2 separate regions of the Homo sapiens genome follow, and region 1 is linked to region 2. Evidence: chromatin loops called from intact Hi-C (ENCODE). Cell type or tissue: GM12878. All regions are shown on one strand. Links, peaks and the distances in the headings refer to the core of each region. The heading gives the core; the rest is flanking DNA.

Region 1 (5,383 bases), core at 333-5,332, 85 kb before region 2:
TATAAAGTGACAGCAGCAATGCTGCACTTTTCACAGGTTTGTGTTGGTAGCAGATAACCACAGAGCACCTTGCAGTAAAGGAAGGAGAAGGTGAACGTGTGCCAGTTCGAATTCTGATGATCTTAAATTAATATTTAATTTAAGCATTTTATTTCTGAGATGTATATTATTTGTGTGGAAGCATAGTGTGATTTTTCTCAAACCACAAAGCATTTCTTTAACTTATAATATATAGAAAACGTTTTTCCAAACTTCCTTTGGAGCACAGCTCAATCTCTGAACTTTTCTTCCCTATCTCTATAAAATGAATGCTTCAGGAACTGGATAATGTGACGCTGAACTTAAATAGCCCCCTTCCTAAGAGAGTTCAGAGGTCTTTGAAAATACAGGTAATTGAGCCTCCTGGTTCCTGAGAGCTGGCAGAATGTGTGACCTCAGCTGAGAAGAGTTGGGTATTTGCCAAAAGGCAGGTGTAGTTGGTAGCAGTGCTCAGAGACCAAGTCCCCAAGTTCAGATTTTCTATCCCTCTTCCCATTGTATACAAGGGAAAACTATGGTGTGAAAGTGGATGATTGCCTGAAATTGCTGAGTAATTAAAAGGAACCATGATGAAAATAAACTGCCCAGCCCAAATATCATATGTAGTTTCTTTTATCTTCCTCCAACCTGAGAAATGTATATAAAGGTATTTTTACCAGGGAAATCCTTCTTTAAATAGGGTTGAAACTCAATTTCATATGCTGCAGAGAGATGCAAGGTATTATGTACCAATGATCCCTAAATATTCTTTTCTTCTTCACATGGCTGTGAAGTTACAAACTGAGTATCCTTTTCAACGGCTTGTTGAAGCAAAGAATTAAATATACATGTACAGACTAAAATATATGTTAGTATATTCTTTAGAAATATGAAGAATACCCCCAGCTTTTCACAGTGATAATCTCTGGGTGGGGTCTTTTTAATATTATGTTTTTCTGTAATGATGGAGTTTTAAAATAATTGTAATTGTCTATTACTTTTAGAATACGTAAAAAAGATACACAGCATGCACATTCTCATTAAAAATCACTTCAACCTGGACTTTTGGGATGTCCTTTAAAGTCACCTAGTACTTGCACTTTCCCACAGTCCTCTGTCCAGCCTCTCTCAGTGACCTGAGACATTCAGTGCCACTTGTGTATTCCAGACATTTGTCTTTCTGAGAGAAGCAGTGCTACCACTTTTTTTTTTTTTTTCTTTTTTTTGAGCCAGAGTCTCGCTCTGTTGCCAGGCTGGAGCACTGAGACACAATCTCGGCTCACTGCAACCTCCCCCTCCCGGGTTCAAGCGATTCTCCTGCCTCAGCCTCTGGAGTAGCTGGGACTACAGGCGCCCGCCACCACGCCCGGCTAATTTTTGTGTTTTTAGTAGAGACAGGGTTTCACCATGTTGGCCAGGCTGGTCTCAATCTCTTGAGCTCGTGATCCACCTGCCTTGGCGTTCCAAAGTGCTGGGATTACAAGCTTGAGCCACCGCACCTGGCCCACTTTTTTACCTTCTCAAAACCCCAACTCTCCTGTAATTCCTGAAGCCCAGGTAATTTTCCCCCTAGCCCCATTGAATACTGGCTTGTTTTCATTTCTCTCTCTTTGTCTTTTGCCTTACTAATTCTGATGTGATTGTTTTTTCAGCCTCAACTGAATAGCAGAGAGATTTTGGCTTTCATTCCAGAATGATGTCTCACAGAAAGTCAACTCGTGTTCCAGGTATGTGATAAACATCTCACTAGTGAACTTCTTGCTGTTTCTAAGCGATTAACGGTTTGGTTAGCAAGCCCAGAGCCCTGCAGATACCTTTTGCCTCCTACACAAGAAGTAAGCTAATGAAACCCACGGAGCACGGCCTGCCCCTCTGCTTCCCTTTAATGGTTTCTGTCACCCAGGCCAGGCTGCCGCCACCATGACTCTGCACATCGATGTGCCGCCTCAGGGCAAGCAGAATGCAAATGACGGTGGCCCTCAAATTGCAATTTAAGGATAGCTGTTATATCTTCCCATATATTTCTCTTCCTAACCTCCAAATTTGAGGATAATGTGCTGTTTTAACTTATTCTTAGTAGGAAGAATGTTAAACCTTAGGGTGATGGTAGTGTATTGCTGAATTCTGTGTTTTGGAATAAATTAGATTTTTTTGATGTGGAGAAGGGAGAAAGGGGGAGAACTAAATGCAAAGATAATTTGATTTTAAAAGCTGGAGTTTCCTGGTTCCTGGGTTCTAGATATTTAAAAAATAGCCACAATTAATTATGTAATAAATTGTAGGAGGTTGTCAAGTTGTCATCTTTATTAAGGTGTTTCTTGCCAGACATATTCAAAATCTGTGTACTCAGATGTTAACTGCATTTGACTCTATTGATTAAAATATACTTTCTGCCATCAAAATGGAACTCCAAGATGTAAAGGGAAAGAACACTTTAAAAGGCGTTTCCAAAGTCGTCTTGGATAGAGGAGCTTTCATCCAAGGGTGCTATGTGGCATTCCGGAAATGAATCAGAGACTTGGGCCCTCCACTTCCTTAGAAACAGAGACACGCTGAAGATCGTTAGGGTAAATGAGTGGGACAAAGTACACTCTGCATTTTCTTTTTAATTTCAACTAAAAAAAATGCTGCACTCTTGTCTTGGCTGGAGAAACATCCTCAGCCTGTTCATCTCCTATCCTCTGCCCAAATCAACTCCAAATTTGACTGACTGAATTTTCAGTTCCTATATTTTCAGATCAGTTCCTGTATTTTCAGATCTGGCTCTCTCTGTGGTTGTGGTGGTAGCAGTGGTAGTGGTTATGGAGTCTGTAAGACTTGCCATTTTTAAAATGCCGAAAGCTCTCTTCAGGTTAAATAGTCTCTCTGTGTGATTCTCAAATGAACTCCTTGAGGAAGAATGTTCTGTGTGTATCTAGAAACCTTAGTTCTACAAGAATGAGAGCTAAAGAAGCTCACCCATGTCCCACAGAAACCACTTCTTCCCTTTCCTGAACAAGAAACCGATGTTCTTCATCTACTGTCTGTCCACCCAGGCTTGGAAGACAGGTGAAAACAATCCCATCTTTCTATTCCTAGAAAGAGGTAGGGATGTGATGCTTACATTCCCCTGGCTTTTACTTGCATCAAATGTGGGAGGAAGGAATAAAAGAGAAGAGGAAACTAAAACCTGAGAAAGGGCAAGAAGAGAAAGTATTAGGTTGATGCAAAAGTAATTGTGGTTTTTGCAATTACTTTTAATAGCGAATCCCCGCCCCCCAAAATCATCTAGCAATCTGCCCTCTGGAGTGAACTTGAATAAAAGTAGGTAATAGTACCACTCTTGGCTTAGAAGTATCTGATTATCCCTACTAACCAGTACAAGACATAGATTTCTGAAGGAAAAGGATGCCTACCATTGGCTCTTTTTTGTTTTTGTAGTTTGATTTTTCTTATTTTTTAAAAGGTTCTAAAAATAATACATATATACCTGGTAGAAAATTTGAAACTTAGAAAGAAGTTAAAAGAAGCCTACAAAATATCACCGCATCATATTATCTTATTAGCCAAATGCAACCACCACTACCATCCAGGGAGGGTTCTTGCCAGTATTTTCTCTATTTTTTCGTATGCTTTTAAAAATCTTCACAACTAAAATCATTCTGTGCACAGAATTTCACATACTACTTTTTATTCAATCAAAAATATTTTCTCATGTGTTTATTAATTCTTTAAATATTATTTTAATGGCAGTATAATTTGCCATCATATGACTATATTATAATTTATTAATAATTTTCCTAATAAAGGACATTCAGAGTGTTTAGAATTTTAGCCATTATAAATAGTATTAAATAAACATGGTTTTTGTGTGCATTAATCTTTACTTTTTAAATTATTTCCTTAGAATAATCTACTGGAAGTAGGATTACCAAATCAAAGAGTATCATCATTTTCAAGACTTTAGTACCTATCGCCAAGAAAGCTGTATCAATTTATATTCACAGTATATTAATGTCTTTCTGAAACTGACTGAATTGATTAATGTCATTTAAAAATCATGCTATCTTGTTAGGCCTCTGATACTTTGTATTTACTGGTAAGGCTGAAAATTGTTTACAGACTAATGAAACACATTATATATTAAGGTTATTTATTTTGTGCCTTAATATTTGAAAAAATACATCTTCTTATCAGTTTGCTTTTTGTCCTTTTTGCTGATTGTTTATGATCTTTTTTGACATACAAAAATTTTATTTTTCTCTATATTTCAATGTATTGAACTTTGTATTCTGTAATTTCTTCTATTACTGTAAAGTAGAGAAAATCTGCCTGTATCTAGATAAATATGCAGAAATACATTCTCGTTATTTAATTAATTTTTCAAAAATATTTCTTGAATTTATCTAGGATTTGTTATACGGCGTGAAAAAAATTTATTTTTCTCTGATAAGCTAAAAATCATCATGCACAATTTATTACTTTTTCCCCACAGCTTATATATGTATTCTATTGACACATATGCAAGATTCTTTTTACATATGCGAGATTATGTTTTGGGGTTTTCTTTCAGCACTTTACTGATCTCTTTGCCTATTCATTTATCAGTAGTTTCTCCATCCCTAGTCCTTTTCTTTCTTTTTTTCTTTCTTTTTTTTCTAAAGTTCTTTTAACTATTCTTATTTCTTTCAACTTAAAAGGTGGCCAAGATGACATACCAGAAGGCTGTCTAAAATTATTGGAGAAAGAGAATCTTTGCCTTTAAAGTTTTAGGTCTTAGGTGAAAACGATGCAGTGTTAGCTCTTGTGTCTATAAAGGGTGGGGTTCATGCTATGACACAGAAAATCAGAAAGGACTTTCTTGACATTTGTAGAAACAGTAATATAAAGAAGAATTAGGTACCTTTTGGTTCATCTTAAGTAAAGAAAATTTCCAGTGAGGAGATTGAGACATTTAATGTTAAAAAGATCCTCTCTCTTCTAGGGCACGAGTAAAGATATCAACCCATCTATCTGTAGAAAATTGCCAGAAACTGTCACAAAATAAAAAATGAGAGAAGGCCTGAATTACGACAGTCCTGGTGGGGTTCTACAAGGTGTGTGCCAAATAATTTTGTTTTCTTTTTAAGGCTTGTTAACAGTGGATAGCTTAAGGTGATGGGGTTATAGGTGATTTTTTTCTTGTCCTTATTTAACTGTATTTTCTTTTCTTTTTTTTTTTTTTTTGTCAAATGGTATAAAAGCTTTTTTTCTTAATAATGGCCTGTTAATTAACATCTAGAACCCAGTACTGGAAGCATTAGTCCCAAGAAGTGCAAAGTTACAAAAAGTGGATTTTCTATTTCTTCACCTCTTACCTTAATAGACACAGAAACACTAAAACTCA
Region 2 (5,383 bases), core at 183-5,182:
TCACCCAGGCTGGAATGCAAAGATGTGAACTCTGCTCACTGCAACCTCCACCCTCAGGGTTCAAGCGATTGTCCTGCCTCAGCCTCCTGAGTAGCTGGAATTACAGGCATGCAGCACCATGCCAGCTAATTTTTGTATTTTTAGTAGAGACAGGGTTTCACCATGTTGGCCAGGCTAGTCTCGAACTCCCGACCTCAAGTGATCCACCCACCTTGGCCTCGCACTGGGATTACAGGCACATTGCATTTTCATTCTAAGATTTGGTGTTCTACGGATAGGACCTTCGTAACAGCAAAGTTATGTCACTATGGTACAGTTGGCATAATAAAATTAGTTCAACATATAGGCAAAAGAAATGATGGTCTGGACATCACTGGGCAGAGTTTTTATTCTTCTAAGTTCATCAGTTACTGGTAGAAGGATCGTGCTAGAATGCTCAAGTTTCCCATCTCATCCCTGATGCTGCATTCAGAAGCAAACACCACACCTGCCAACATTCTAAAGGTGGTTTTCTTGTTGGGGAATTCAAAGTGAAGGTGACAGCAGAGAGTTAAAGACATTCACTTAGAAAATGGTCACTCCTCACTTTTAAAAATGAGTCCGGTAAATGAAAAAACGTTAGATTTACAAATTGAATAGAAAAAACACTCTATAAGAAGGTTTTCTGGCTAAATGAATGAAAGGTATCCGTCTGTGGTTTAATCACATTCGATTGAATAACGGTTGTTAGCTAAATTTGACTTTCCTGTCAAAATTGTCACCATGTTGCAAACTGACTTTAAAAGACTAACTAGAGCCAGAGTGGAGTAGTGAGAAATTAATACACAAAGCTCGGGTAACAAGGAATTCATCTAACCATCCATGTCTTGACCTCTTTCTAACCCAAAGTACAAAACTTGGCAGGAAGCAGATGAGGAAGTCATTAATATGTGGAAAAGGATCTCTCAAAGGCACATCAAGACCCTGTGCCTTTCACTGATGAAAATCAAAAGGAATTGTACAAATATTTACCACAAGAAAATAATTCTAAAAGGTGAAGGATTTCCACAATTGACACAGAGCTCTGTATTACTACCTAGGCAAAGTTTCTGGTTAGTACAGGCTCCCGTGCCGTTCTGAAAGTGAGGTGTAGAGGTCAGAGTTCAAGGACTGGCCTTGAGCTCTTTAAAAAGATAATCAATCAGCTTTGTGTGTGTGTGTGGGGGGGGTGTGTGTGTGTGTGGCATTTCTAGTTAAAGATGCAAAAGGCCTGATGAAAACTGTTTGGGTCTTTACTTGATCAAATCAACTGTAAATTTGAATATGGACTCAATATTATATAACATTAAAGAATTATTAATTTTCTTTTGGTTTGATCATGGCATTATAGTTATATAAACATATTTAAAAATATATACAGTGAAGTATTTAGTGTTGAGATGACATGATGTCTGAGATTTTCATTAAAATACTTCGGCAAAATAAAAAAATGTGTGTGTGTGTGTTAGCAGGAGGGGTAAGTGAAACAACGATGGTAAAATGTTGATGGTCATTGAAGCTGAATGATGGGTTCACTGGAGCACTGCACTTTCTCTCAACTTGAGTATTTTTGGAAATTTTCACAATAAAAGATTAAAAATCCAAAACCACAAAATATAGGGTTTCTTAAAAAGCACTAAAAATAGTTTACACAACAATACTGACTCTTGCCGTGAAATGCAGAGAATAGGTGCAAAAACCCGAGAGCAGTAATTAATGGCCAATCTTATGTGCATTCCTTTAAGCACAAGCAGCTGTCATAAACATCTTAATTTAAAGAGTTGGGGTTTGGGGAATCATGGCACTGCAAAAAGCTACGTCCTGCTGCTGCTCCACAGAACTGGTACATATCAGACCCTTAAATTTTTAAACACAGCTTTCATGTTTTTGAGAGCTGAAAAACCTTTGAAAAGTCAGCTTGTTAGGAAATTCACCTTGCAGACTCCTACTTCAAGGGTTGGTGGAGGTGCTTGGGTACCGGAAAAATTGATTTTGGGATGGGGGTGGAGGTTCACAGGTAAACATGTTGTGTGCTTCAGAAGAAGCTAGCTTGCTCTAAATATACGGGGCGTAGCTACATTGCAGTGTTGCCTTTCAGCAATGCAAAATATACCACCTGGCTAGAGAGGTATTTCAAGTCTACAAAGCCCCACCTCCCAGCCTTTATTGTTCCTTTTCCAGTCTTTGTCATAAAATAGAAAGAGGCGGCATTTTGAAGACGGAAGAAGCACTAAACAGGAAGCAGGAGCCTAAAATCGAGTTTCTCATACTGCTGTGTGTTACTGTAAACACTAGGCCATGACCTGCCCTAGGTGCTTCTTCTGTGACATAGGATCAGCATCTCACACCCATGAAGGTCTCTTGAGTCCCTTAAGGCCTAACACACCTGAATACATGGGCTGTGATACGGGAGCTAGCCTGATGCCTCCATTCACCCCACAAGATGTAGTCCTCGCCCTGACGGCAAGACGGCATGCGAGAGTCCTATTTGGGTTGTAAAGTTTAATGCGAGCAGAAAGAGGCAGACGATAGCTAACATAATCTAAGTTAACCATTGAAAAACCCAGACTGTCCAATAAAAATACTGGAACGAACCCAGTCACCTTTTATCAAGGGTACATTTAACCATCCTCATTGGTGGCTACTTCCATTCATGGTCACGCCCTTCCCTCTTGCCTCAGGAACTCAGTATTTGTGTGTAAATAAGGACGTGTTGTGGTATTCTGGGTGCTGATGGTTCCCCAGGAACTTAGGGACACCTGTGTGCAGGGCTGCACTTGACAAGAAACAAAGTTGCCGGCAGCACAGGACAAGGCCTCCTATTAATTTCTCGAATCGATCCTGGCAGTGATTATCTGGTCCAGGAAAGAACAGGTCTTTGTTCATAGCACCAGATTTGAATTTTTTAAAACAACACTCTCTATTGCCCGTAAGAATGACTAATAACGGGCGGCTGTAATTTCCCAGAGTTTGTGGGTATGACTTCTTCAGCTTTCCTTGCATTTGAATTTGCCATATTTCGACTGGGGGCTTCCTAGGGCTTTCAAGCACAATGTAACCAAAACCCCCAGCCAGCTCTCGGTTCAGCCTGGAGAACTTTGTGGTACTCTCGAACTTACTACTTCCTGCCCCCACACCTGAGAGTCTCCCCGCACACTGTTTTCCCTGCATCATCCACCATCAATCAAACAAACAGAGAAACACAGAAACCTCAGTTCTCAAGTGCAATCAATACAACCTCCTTTCCTGGGGTAACGATGCCTTCGTTTTAAAGGTCATGGAATGAGTCAGGGGCAGAAGAGAGAAACAGAGGCCGTGGGTTCTTTGACTAAACATCTCGCAGAGAGATCGGTGGATCCACAAAAATGACCTCATTAAGCTGCACCAATTGCCGGGCGGGGAGAGCAGTCCAAATTAACAAAAAATCAGAGTGATCAGAAAACAGTTTTGTTATTTTACACATGGTCTCAAGAGCTAGACAAATAAATTTGCCTAGTGTATGTTCTAAGTCACAAATAGATAAGAGGAAATTGAAACCACAATAGCCAAGCACCTCCCTGAGGAGACCAAGGCTGGGCTTCCATTACAATAATATTCTTATTTATGTTTTCTCATGCACATTATTTAAGTATATATTTATTTACTCATACAGACCAGATTTGTTGAGTACTGCTATGTGGAATTCACAGTATGAAGTGCCGTGGGGCAGGCAGACCTGGGTACCCTCAAAGAACTTGGTAAATAGCTATTTCTTAACTGCTAGTAAACAAGTTTCTCTTCTAGTAAGAAAAAATAATGGCTGGAAAACTTATTTACACCTTCAATACACAAGGCTATTTTGCACAAACCAGATATAGGAAACATTTATATATGGAGCTTTTCTAAAACAGATAAAATCAGGGCTCAGTCTTCTTTATGAAAACAAAAAGTAAAACACTTTGCAATTTGAGCAAAGATTATTTCTGCAGAGGGTCATCTCTAGTAAGAGGTGCCTGCTCCTCAGACCAAGTCTGTCTCTTTCAGGGCCATTCCTTACTGGATGGTGACTCATTTTACTCAAGGACTCGCCCTAGACGGCGTGCAACCAACCCTTTAGAAACACATCAATTGTTTAAACAAACTATGCCTGTATTCATTTGCTTAGCAAATCATTTTGTCACAGATTTAGCCCAGCCAGAGTCTAAATGATCACAATTACTGAAACTATACCAATACCTTTTCTACTGAAAACCTATCAAAGAAATAACATCAGTTCACATTATCATTATTGATTCCTGCCCTTTTCTCCCTTAACTCCATTCTCTTCCCTTTCAGTTTGTTATTTATTTTCTTATGTTCTGAATTTCAAGAAGACTTCCATGTGTTGTCAACATATGGTACATCATTCACATAAGTACATAAAATTCTCTATATGTCATTAAAGAACTGAGCTTGTGTTCCAGTGAGTGAAACTGAAGAGGAAATAAAATCACAAAGATAACCCCACAAATTAAGGTGCAGCTAAAATAGCAGCACCCTTCCCCCATCACTCACTGCACTATTTCTTAGAACTTTTATCTTTACATATGTACAAATAAACAGAGTGTTTCTGTTCTGCCTTATTTGTGTAGAGGACTTACGTGCAGCTCTCTGACCTTCCTCTGGCTCTGATTAGCCCCTGAGGGACGTGGATCACCCACATGCAACAGGCTGCTGACACCAGCAGAAAGCTGTCTTTCAGAACAATCAAGAGTCCCACCTAAGGACATCATGTCCACCTGCTCTTCTCTGGTTCAGCTGACTTCCCTGGACTTGCTTTCTTGTTGCCCTGATCTGTGCTCCGTGCCAGATCTCACAAACAAGGCTGGACTCTGCTTATTCCTGGCCAGTCTTGTCCTGTAGTCATCCAAGAAAAATACTGGAAAGGAGGACCACAACCTTGGCCAGTGGAGACCCTGTCATTCTGATGAACATTTCTAACACAAGATGTGAAGACCCTCCTTCCCATTTCTCATCCTTCCCTCTCCACGTCTCACAAACACCAAGTCTATTTCCCAGAGAAGTGGTCAGGGTGCAGTGAGTCAGGCAGCCAAAGTAATCCTGCAGGTGAGCATGTTGCCACTGACCCTTGAGTTTAACTTCTTACCAGATCTCTGCAAAGATAGAAAAAAACTAGCTTGCAAGAAACCCCAGCTCTCTGGATGATCTGTCCTTAGGCTGCTGAGATTTTCAAGGGTGTGCAGACAGTTGAACTTCACTTATTTTCAATAATTATAAAAATACATAAGAATTTTATGTATTATTTAAATGATACATAGGGACTCCTTATCCAAGAAAGATATTGTCAAAACTAGATTTTATAAAAAGGCTAACCATTATACATAAA

The links. Hi-C counts contacts between places; a loop is a spot of excess contacts. Peaks named below come from ENCODE experiments on the same cell type or tissue, not always from the same donor. Only the 100,000 strongest peaks of a DNase experiment are listed, where the experiment ranks them.
Region 1: it touches region 2 in a loop (10-fold over the local background); 1 of 110 quality-filtered maps calls a loop at or near these places.

Annotation. Positions count from the first base shown.
Region 1 is chr15:60,633,180-60,638,562 of GRCh38, forward strand. All of the region lies in intron 2 of RORA (RAR related orphan receptor A), which reads right to left. LOC105370846 (a long non-coding RNA gene) reads left to right here. Exons shown (of 5, transcript XR_007064663.1): 2 at 1,671-1,745; 3 at 4,982-5,093. Among named protein-coding and RNA genes, the nearest start is that of RORA-AS2, 46 kb to the right of the region's middle. RefSeq lists enhancers at 1,671-2,484, 1,700-1,749. In GM12878, for the core only: no CTCF peak of the experiment used is centred there; DNase peaks (open chromatin) are centred at 1,845 and 2,782; H3K27ac peaks cover 1,476 bases.
Region 2 is chr15:60,717,837-60,723,219 of GRCh38, forward strand. All of the region lies in intron 1 of RORA (RAR related orphan receptor A), which reads right to left. Among named protein-coding and RNA genes, the nearest start is that of RORA-AS2, 39 kb to the left of the region's middle. RefSeq lists enhancers at 2,684-2,733, 2,774-2,823, 3,294-3,383, 3,414-3,523. In GM12878, for the core only: no CTCF peak of the experiment used is centred there; a DNase peak (open chromatin) is centred at 3,205; H3K4me3 peaks cover 1,436 bases; H3K27ac peaks cover 2,240 bases.